Linked DNA regions of Mus musculus: region 1 is linked to region 2. A link is a loop called in an ENCODE intact Hi-C map of the cell type or tissue named here. Cell type or tissue: left cerebral cortex. All regions are shown on one strand.

Evidence for each region. Peaks named below come from ENCODE experiments on the same cell type or tissue, not always from the same donor. Only the 100,000 strongest peaks of a DNase experiment are listed, where the experiment ranks them.
Region 1: a loop joins it to region 2, with 7 times the contacts of the local background. A loop is called at or near these places in 1 of 42 quality-filtered maps.

What each region holds. Positions count from the first base shown.
Region 1 is chr3:14,930,263-14,935,262 of GRCm38, forward strand. No RefSeq gene overlaps it. Among named protein-coding and RNA genes, the nearest start is that of A930001A20Rik, 38 kb to the right of the region's middle. In left cerebral cortex, no CTCF peak of the experiment used is centred here; no DNase peak of the experiment used is centred here.
Region 2 is chr3:15,001,335-15,006,334 of GRCm38, forward strand. A930001A20Rik (RIKEN cDNA A930001A20 gene) reads left to right here. Exons shown (of 4, transcript NR_040550.1): 4 at 536-1,393. Among named protein-coding and RNA genes, the nearest start is that of A930001A20Rik, 33 kb to the left of the region's middle. In left cerebral cortex, no CTCF peak of the experiment used is centred here; a DNase peak (open chromatin) is centred at 2,183.

The DNA of each region.
Region 1 (5,000 bases), 71 kb before region 2:
TATTCTTGGATGTATGGTCTTTACTGAAAGTATGGTCACCTTACCAGAATCCACACTCTCAAAGCAAACTTTCTTTTTCTTATCAGCTAATAACTGACAAAAGCTGCATGACTATCATTGGGTTGAAATGTATAACTCTATTCTTTATTTTGAGATTTAGTCCAGGTTGGGCTTGCACAAGTTTCATTCATGCTGTGGTCTCCACTGAGTTCATATGTGCATCTACCCTGCTTTATCAATGAATATTGTTCCTTATAGTTGTCTACTCTGCTCTTAGATTCTTTCTGAATCTTCTATGAAATTATGTTTGAGCCTTGTGGGTAGGGGGTATCATATAAATGTTCCATTTAAAGTTGGACATTCTTCAGTTTCTTATTTTCTGCACTCAGTTTTTGTATTATTGAGAGTCTACTGGTTATAATGACATCTCTCTAGGGTTTTTTTGTTTTGTTTTGTTTTGTTTTTTTTCTGTAGTACCTATGGTATGGATAGTACAGGTTCTTGATACAATAATAATGACAGGTATGAATTTTATCTTGTTGAGCAGGACTTAAATTTGATCAGGTAATGGTTGGTTACTCCCATAATGTTCATGCACTACTGACTATGTTTTGCCAGAGTTTATGGCTGGGTATGACTGCTTTTCTCCTTTGGGAGCCTGCATTGAACCTTTGGCACTATAAAATCTAGCCAAGTAGGGATGACGTTTCTAAGTCAGTTCCAGTCAGTATCGTGTTCAGTAACTCCATTTTCTAAGACACTCAATTATGTGTCATTTTTGCAAAAGGTCTTATCGTCAAGCTATGAGGAACAACCAAAGGCAATGTCAATAATCTGTAGTATTTGAGGATCTATGGTATCTCACTAGCCAACAATCTCAAAAGAAGAAAATCATTCTTGGCACTGAATTTTTTATTAGCCTCTAGTGTATAACAGAATCATTTTTATCATGTTATAAGGTATATACATTTTAACTCATCTTATGTAAACACACACAAACACACAGACACACACATACACACAAAGAGAAAGAGAGAGAGGGGGGAAGAGAGAGGAAGAGAGAGAAAGAGAGAGAGATGTTTTTACAGTAGTAGATTTCCATATGACCTTTAAAGGGGGTCTTCATTTTTTTTTAATTGGATATTTTCTTTACTTACATTCAAATGTTATCCCCTTTCCTGGTTTCCCCTCCAAAAAACACCTTCTCCCTATCCCCTGCTCACCAATCCACCCACTCTGCTTCCTGGCACTGGCATTCCCCCACACTGGGGCATAGAGCCCTCATAAGACAAAGGGCCTCTCCTTCCATTGATGTACGACTAGGAGGTCTTTATTTTTATTTATGCTTTTCCATACTGTTCAATGGAGGACAGATAGAACATACCAACCCTTTGATAAGGCCATTGGGTACACTGAGTAAAGGCTCATTATAATAATTTTGTTTTGATTTGGTTACTTCTCTAAAGATAAATATAAATATTTTAGCAAAATTGAACTCAATCCAGAGGAACATTTCATTAAAGAATTATTTATTTAAATTGCTATATTATTTAATATAGGAATTATTTATCAATTACTTATTTTTCTTTTGAAAATTTATTAAGAATGCCACTAGGAACTTGGAGGAAAGATTGCAAAATATATAGGTTGATTATGAAAAAGGGTTCCATTTGCATACTTCAAGCTTCAATATTAAAGCACAGGAATGCTTTTTCTAGTTCAATCAGAAATTGTTAAATATTACTTTAAAACATTTCATTTTGATATATTAATGAAAGAATGGAGAAAAATATTGCAGAATAACCATATGATATCACATGGAAAAGACAGCCTTTAGTATGTATAAAGAATTGAAAATATTTGACATCTTAATGACTTGTTCAGACATATGAAAGTAAACACAAATTAGCCAGAATGGCTGCCTGGCCTGCAGTTTACTTGTTTTGGGAATTCTGGGAAGAGGCAGCTTCTGTCTTAAATGCCAGTACACTGGGGAAAGGTTGCTCAGTGACTAAGTGTATCCAGTGCTTTTGCAGGGGATGCAGGGTTTGGTTTCTAGTACATACCAGACAGCTCACAACTGAATGTGACTCCAGTTGCTTGGGGATATGGTGCAGTCTTAGAACATCTTCAAATACATGGCACACATACACTATCAGGCACACACACACACACATGTACACACACACACACACACACACACACACACATCGTTAAGAAAAAGCACACTGTCAGCTAGCATGTACTCATGGAAAGTTTGCAGTCTGTTATGATGTTCTGGGGCATTTACCATTCTGCCTACATTAAGTATTACTTTTTACCTCGGTCAAAGATACCTGAAATAGTCCTTTGATAAAGACAAGGGCTTCTTCAAACTTAGTCTTGGAGGCTTCTGTCTGTGTTCTACTTCCTTTTGCTTTTGTTTTGTGGTGGGGCATTGCAAGGTGATAGGTAATGTGCTCTTGCAGAAAAGCTGATAATATCATGTTCTGGATGGAAAAAGAAAAAGAAAAGAAGGAAAGAACAGAGTAGGTATCAACAATTCTTTCTGAGGACATACACAGAAAGACTTGGGTCCTTCAATTAAACCCCACCGCTTAAAGTTTCTGCCATAGGTAAGCAACTGCTGGTTTGACCTGGGGAACTTTAGAGAACATTCCAGATCCAGGCAACAACAGTAAGAAACCTGTCTTGTACCACTTACAAGGAAGTTGAGCTAGTAATACCTTTCTTCTACATTGTCATAAATACCAAAAGAGACATCAAAGAAAGTACTTTGTCACAGAGGCTGGCATACATGGCTCTTAGATAAATATTGAAAGAATCTAAATTATATATTTGCCCAGTTTCTCCATAAACACTAAGGAACGTTTTAAAATTCCTATATCTTCAGGCAGTGGTGCCATACACCTTTAATACCAGCCCCCAGGAGAGAGAGGTAGGTGGATATCCATAAGTTTGAGGCCAACCTGGTCTAGAGTGAGTTCCAGGACAGGCCAGACTACACAGAAACCTTGTCTTATGGGAGGAAAAAAAAAAGATTACAAAAGAAAAATTTCAGACCCTATGCCACAGCTCTCAATACCCAAATTCCACTGGGAGAGAGTTGTTCTCCAGGAAAGCTAATACAACTGTGATCACAGGTAAGACCACTACTTCTGCTCAAATTCCTGGCCCAAGAGGGACCAGCCCAGAGTCATCAGGAAACACGAACCAAGGAACAGCTGGGGACAGGATACAGTTTCTGTCTATAATCTGGAGCTGACCCTGTGCCACAGCTCTTCGAACCCAAATTTCTACCAGAGATAACTGATCTCCCAGGAGTGTTGACACATAGGCTTGCAGGAGGGACAAGCCACAGTCACAGACAGCAAGACCAACTAACACCAGAGATAACCAGATGGCAAGAGGCAAGGGCAAGAACATAAGTAACAGAAATCAAGGCTACTCGGCATTATCAGAACCCAGTTCTCCCACCACAGCAAGACCTGGATACATCAAAACACCGGAAAAGCTAGACTGATTTAAAATTACAACTCCTGGTGATATTAGAGGGCTTTAAGAAGGACATAACTCCCTTAAAGAAGTACAGGAGAACACAAGTAAACAGGTAAAGCCCTTAAAGAGGAAACACAAAAATACCTTAAAGAATTACAGGAAAACACAAACAAACAGGTGAAGGAATTGAACAAAACCACCCAGGATCTAAAAATGGAAATAGAAACAATAAAGAAATCACAAAGAGAGACAATTGTGGAGGTAAAAAGCCCAGGAAAGAGATCAGAGGTCATTAATACAAGCATCACCTACAGAATACAAGAGATAGAAGAGAGAATCTCAGATACAGAAGATACCATAGAAAACATTGACAAAACAGTCAAAGAAGATGCAAAATGCAAAAATCACATAATCTAAAACATCCAGGAAATCCAGGACACGAGAAGACCAGACCTAAGGATACTAGGTATAGAAGAGAGTGAAGATTTCTAACTTAAGGGGCCAGTAAATATCTTCAACAAAATTATAGAAGAAAACTTTCCTAACCTAAAGACAGAGATGACCATGAACAAACAAGAAGCCTAAAGAATATACAAGAAGGCTACAGAACTCAAAAAGATTGGACCAGAAAAGAAATTTCTCCAGTCACATAATAATCAAAACACCAAATGCTCAAAACAAAGAAAGAATATTAAAAGCAGGAAGAGAAGAAGGTCAAGTGACATATAAAGGCAGGCCTATCAGAATTACGCCAAACTTTTCAACAGAGACTATGAAAGCTAGAAGATCCTGGACAGATGTTATACAGACACTAAGAGAACACAAACAGCAGCCCAGGCTACTACACCCAGCAAAACTCTCAATTACCATAGATGAGGAAAACAAGATATTACATGACAAAACCAAATTGACACAATATCTTTCCCAAATTCAGCCCTACAAAGGATAATAGAGACAAAACGCCAACACAAGGAAGGAAACTACACCCTAGAAAAAGCAACAAAGTAATCTTCTTTTAACAAATCCAAAAGAAGATAGCAAAACATAAAAATAACATCAAAAATAACAGGGAGCAACAATTACTATTCCTTAATATCTATTAACATTAATGGACTCAATTCCCCAATAAGAAGGTATAGACTCATAGACTGGATTCGTAAACAGGACTCAGCATTTTGCTGCACACAGGAAATCCACCTCAGTGTCAAAGACAGACACTAACTCAGAGTAAAGGGCTGGAAAACAATTTTCAAAGCAAATGATCCCAAGAAACAAAGTGGTATAGCCACTCAAATATGGAGTAAAATTGATTTTCTACTAAAAGTTATCAAAAAAATAAGAAAGGACACTTCATTTTCATCAAAGGAAAAAATCTACCAAGAAGAACTCTCAATTCTGAACATCTATGTTCCAAATGCAAGGGCATACACATTCATTAAAGAAACTTTACTAAAGCTCAAAGCACACATTACACCTCACACAGTAATAGTGGGAGACTTCAA
Region 2 (5,000 bases):
CAGCTCTATCATAAGACAATTCTGAGCTGTGCTTCAAAAATTACTTAACAGTGTTGGTTGCCCTTAGCCCTTCTAGCACAAGGCCAGGATGCTCTGAAATAAGAAAATCTAAGACTGTGTCCATGTCCAATGGAAAATTACCAAGTGTTAGCCATCCCGGATATTCAACTAAAATCTGTGGCCAGCTTGTTCATCTCAACAGCCTGGTCATTCTGGCAGCACTGGGTCTCTTTAGCTTAGGAGAGCAACTTAATTAGTTTCTACCAGGATCATGCCTAGAAGAAAAAATGTCCTCATATCTCTGTCATGCCATAATGTCCTGCTTCCATATCTGACCATTTCACCATGAAAATAGAATGACTAGTTCCTTCAACTAAAATTCAGTTACTAGTTTTCAAGACTTCCTCTGTACTGAGTGACTGGCATCATGGGAACAGAAGTGAGAGAATAACAATATATACGGCTCTGTTCAAAGAAACTTACAAATATGGAAGACATTGCTATAGAAAATTGACAACATTTTATTTCTTTTCAGGACTTTGAAAAACATGGAACGAAATCCTGGACATGAAGAAAATTGGAAATGATTTCAACAACAACAAAAAAATTGCTTGTAAATCTAAGTACAAAACAAACCTTCCTTTCGATGTGAGGATCCATACTAAAACTTGACTCACCATGGATTAGTACCCAGTAGCTCTTCTCAGTCATGGAGTTATATAGCACTGTGGGGCCATCATTAGATCATCATTGTTCTACATGCATCTAGTGATCTCATGCACTTTAGTTACTCACACCATATCGTGTAGGAGCTGAACACAGGCTGCACAAGAGCCTGGCTCACTCTGCCTCTTTACTGGCTGAAGCAGATCCTGCTTGCATGAGGGCCACACTTTTTCTTGGCTCCATGATGCATTCACCCTGAGTCTCTTTCATTATCATTCTATGTTTCCTTTATTTTTAAGTAAATAAAAACATCCAACATGTCCTTTATCTTTGCCTTTGCTTTGATCTTCTGTTCTTGAACATTAAACTAAACATGGGCATGTACTCATGCATTAATTCCACCTAACTCAGCGATGCGGTCTAGTAATGTTCACATTCAGATATAGCAGTGTTACCTTATAAATTTAAACTGTAAATAATTCATAATGGACTGCAGAAGTGACTCAATGGTTACGCGCACTTGCTGTTCCTCCAGGGCATCAGCATGAAATTTTCTACAATTACATAGCACCTCACAGCCAAGTAGGCATCTGAGAAGCCATCTCTGGTCTCTGTAGGTATTGCATACATATGGCGGACAGACAAGTAAACAGGCAAAACATCAATTTACATACAACAAATAAATTAAATAAAAAATAAAAACTTCATTATAAGTTTGCATGCTTGCAATTGTATTTGTGATTTCTGTGAAGTTCAGTTTCCTCTTTCCTTTCCTTTCTTCCCTCTTAACTTATTTCCAGAACTCTGTAATCACTGTATTGTGGGAGAAGGGCACTTTACTTATAATAGATAATATTACAGAGTCTGTGTGGGTAGAGCATGTACAATTAGCTAAATGTAATCTATCAAATGAATTCCACCCCAAATCTTTCATTTCCTGAATCAGTGGATTCTCTATGTGGACTCCGGTCCTTGCCCACTAAAATGTACAAAGCAAATTGTAGGAAAGAGAATTGCAATGCTTTTATCCTATTTATCTTCTCCTGGAGTTAATAACAAGGTATTTAGTAAACAGGATGAGTGGAATGCCTCCAGGTCTGGAACTAATTTCTGCTGTGAGGATGGTGACACTCCATAAGGACATGTTGGGAGGTCCTGCACATAGCTCTGTGTACCAGTAGTCATTCCTCAAGGTCAGACTTCCCTTTCTAGCTGACTTTCCTTCCCATGCCAGGCCGTGCTGCCTCATCTGGATTACTGTATTCTAGCTGCTGAGTCTGAAGTAATTTCAGTTACAGCTCCTGTGTCAGCAACGTCCCATTCTGAGTGACTGAGATCTGACTTTTTCCTTTAGAATCATATTTCCAGCCCTCTATCCCTCCAAGCCTGGGACTTCTTATGAATTACTAACATGCAGACTAAGTTTCTCGGAGACCAGGGCTTGGCTGAGTCATAAAACTTAAACTGTGAAACAATCCTTTTGGGAACAGAGTCCTGCTCTCATGGCAGATGTGTCCCTTGCTCCTTCCTCTGCCCTGTCAGATGCAGGTGCAGAGATGCCCACCCACTCACTCACTTACCTTTGACTAGAGACTGCCTGTGTTCCCTAAGTCACTTTCCTTTCCCTTCTGTGGCACTCTGGGGAACATCGTTTGCTCTGACTCCACTTGTAAGATACATTTGGAGCTCAACTAAGGTCTGTTCGTGCGCTTTGACATTGCACCTGTCACAGAGATGCTGAACTTTTAGAGATGAGGAGGATGAATATAAATCAAAGCAAAACAGGAAGTTAAAAGTCACAATGCATATGCATGACCACACCAGATGAAGCAGTTCTTTCTGTCTGCATTCTTATTTCCAGTACCTTTAATATGTCTGGCATTCATTTGTATGCTTCGCTTGAGTTATCTGGTTTCCATAAAGTAGGGTTTTCTTTTTTTCAAGGAGCCTTTATCTCAATAAAGTGAGACTATTCAAACAAAGCATTGTCCCAGATAATTGGATTTTACAAAATGAGGTCGGAGCAAAATGCTCTTTTAGTTGTTCCTTGTTGAAACATGTCTACGATCTATTTTTTAGCTTAGTAAACAAAATGTAATTAATGGGTTGACTCTTATGTGAGGATTTCTGTTCCTGGTGTGCTTTCCGGCATTGGATCACTAAGCCCAAATGTATTCAATCCCACAGTACTTACTGTGCCCATTGTCCTTAACAATGATTTTACAAAGGTGAAAAGAACACACTATAGTGAGCTCAAGGTGGCTAGTTACATTGCTATTTGTGCTCCCCAAGCAAAAGCATTTTGGGTTTTTTTTTTTTAGAAAATGCTTTTGTTTATTTCCAATGGGTTGTCTACCCCATCAAGCTGGCAGTCAACCAAATCATTGAATTCTCAGAACAGAATTGTTTATACAATTTAAATAGTGCTACAATATTACTACAATTGCTATGTATAGCTAAGTAGACACCTCCCCTATATTCTTTATACATCTTGATATTTTCAAACTTGCTTTAGTTTACTGCTATGCTCAACCTTATTCTCTTAGTGTAAATAAAACCACATAAGTGAGATACTTGTTTTCAAGCTATAATATAATCTTTAACCTGTGTGATCTAATTTAAAATTAAATAAATATCTCCTTTACCTTTTTATACAAACTGCAAGAATCTACAGCAAAACCGTTGCAGTGGTCCCATTTGGTTCTCTCTTCTTAGATGCCTTGTACATTCAAACCTAAGAATTTGAAATTTATTTGTAACAAATACAAACAAAGTAACAGTGGTATGGTGTTGCTGCAAAGACCAGTTTCAGCTCTTGTCAGGCACTTTGATACAGTACCTTGGGATAAACTGTACCAGACATCTGACTTGTAGAAGATGAGATAATAAATACTGTTTTAAACTAGTTAGTTTGGTAGAAAATTTTTATGCATCAAAGTATAATTAGTACAACTGATAAGGAGTTAGGAATAATACAAAATGATATTGATAGGAGTGTTTTGATATTAATTATCCTAACAATATTATTAAAATATGAAATTATACAGTGTTTTAATGTTAAATATAATCATACTATACTAATGGTTTAATATGAAAACTACATTAAAAAATGTTCATGCCAGGCAGTGGTGGCATATGCCTTTAATCCCAGCACTTAGTAGGCAGAGGCAGGTGAATTTCTGAGTTCGAGGCCAGCCTGGTCTACAGAGTGAGTTCCAGGACAGCCAGGGCTACACAGAGAAACCCTGTCTCCAAAAAAACAAAAGTAAGTAAATAAATAAAAAATCCTGACTAGTTTATGTGCAAAGTGGTGTTACTGGGTTTTGACCTTAACTTGTGAGTTGCTTCAATTAACTGCATTTCCCTGATGAAGAAACCATAGCATGGAGATGCACACGAGCAACCTCTAGTAAAAGCCTGCATTCCTAATGACTGTAATGTAAGAGGAGACAGTCTCCATTTGCCAGGATCACTTGGTTTTTGTGAGCTTTGGAGACTTTTTTTCTAATCTCATTTTTTTTTTTTTCCTAAACCAAGCAGGGCTGTGATTTGAACTGTCTCTAGCTCTGGTCTCCAGATATTATAGTCTCACTGTAAGATGCCTGAAGATATATATCAGTAGCTACATAGCAGGCACACAGTGGATGTCTCTTAAGTGCATGGTTCAATGTGTGCTTGCATGTTGATCTCTGCCACCGACAAAATCTTTTCTGTTGCCCTTACAGCTGGTCAGATGGACAGTGTGTGGGGGTTGGTGATGTATTTCACTGGCAAGTGCTAGGGCCAGGCGTGCATCAAGCTCAGGAAGATTTATGCATCTTCGCCATCTTCTTCAGAAGATTGCCTCACATAGTCTAAGTCTAGGTTTTGCTTATGACAGAAAGATATATGGAGGTAATTTGTCATCTCATGTTTTTTTCCATCGTCATTATGGGTAAGAATAAAGCCTGCAATTTCAGATCCTTTGAACTGAGATGGAATGAAAATATCTTTTCATCTAAGTGTAGCTCTTCCTGCTATAACTGTTGGGAGTATAAATCAGAATATTCTGTATGAAGAGAAAATTTAGAATGCAGAACAAAATTATTCATGTGCAGACTCTTTGATTCAACATTTTCACTTTAATTTATTTAATATAAAAGGTTATTATTTTATAAGCAAATATTTATGCTTTGTTACGTTTTATTTATTTTCTGTGTGTGCATGTACAGGTGCATGTATGTGTGTGTGCTTTTGTGTCCTTGTGTGTGTGTGTGTGTGTGTGTGTGTGTGTGTGTGAGAGAGAGAGAGAGAGAGAGAGAGAGAGAGAGAGAGAGAGAGAGAGAGAGAGAGAG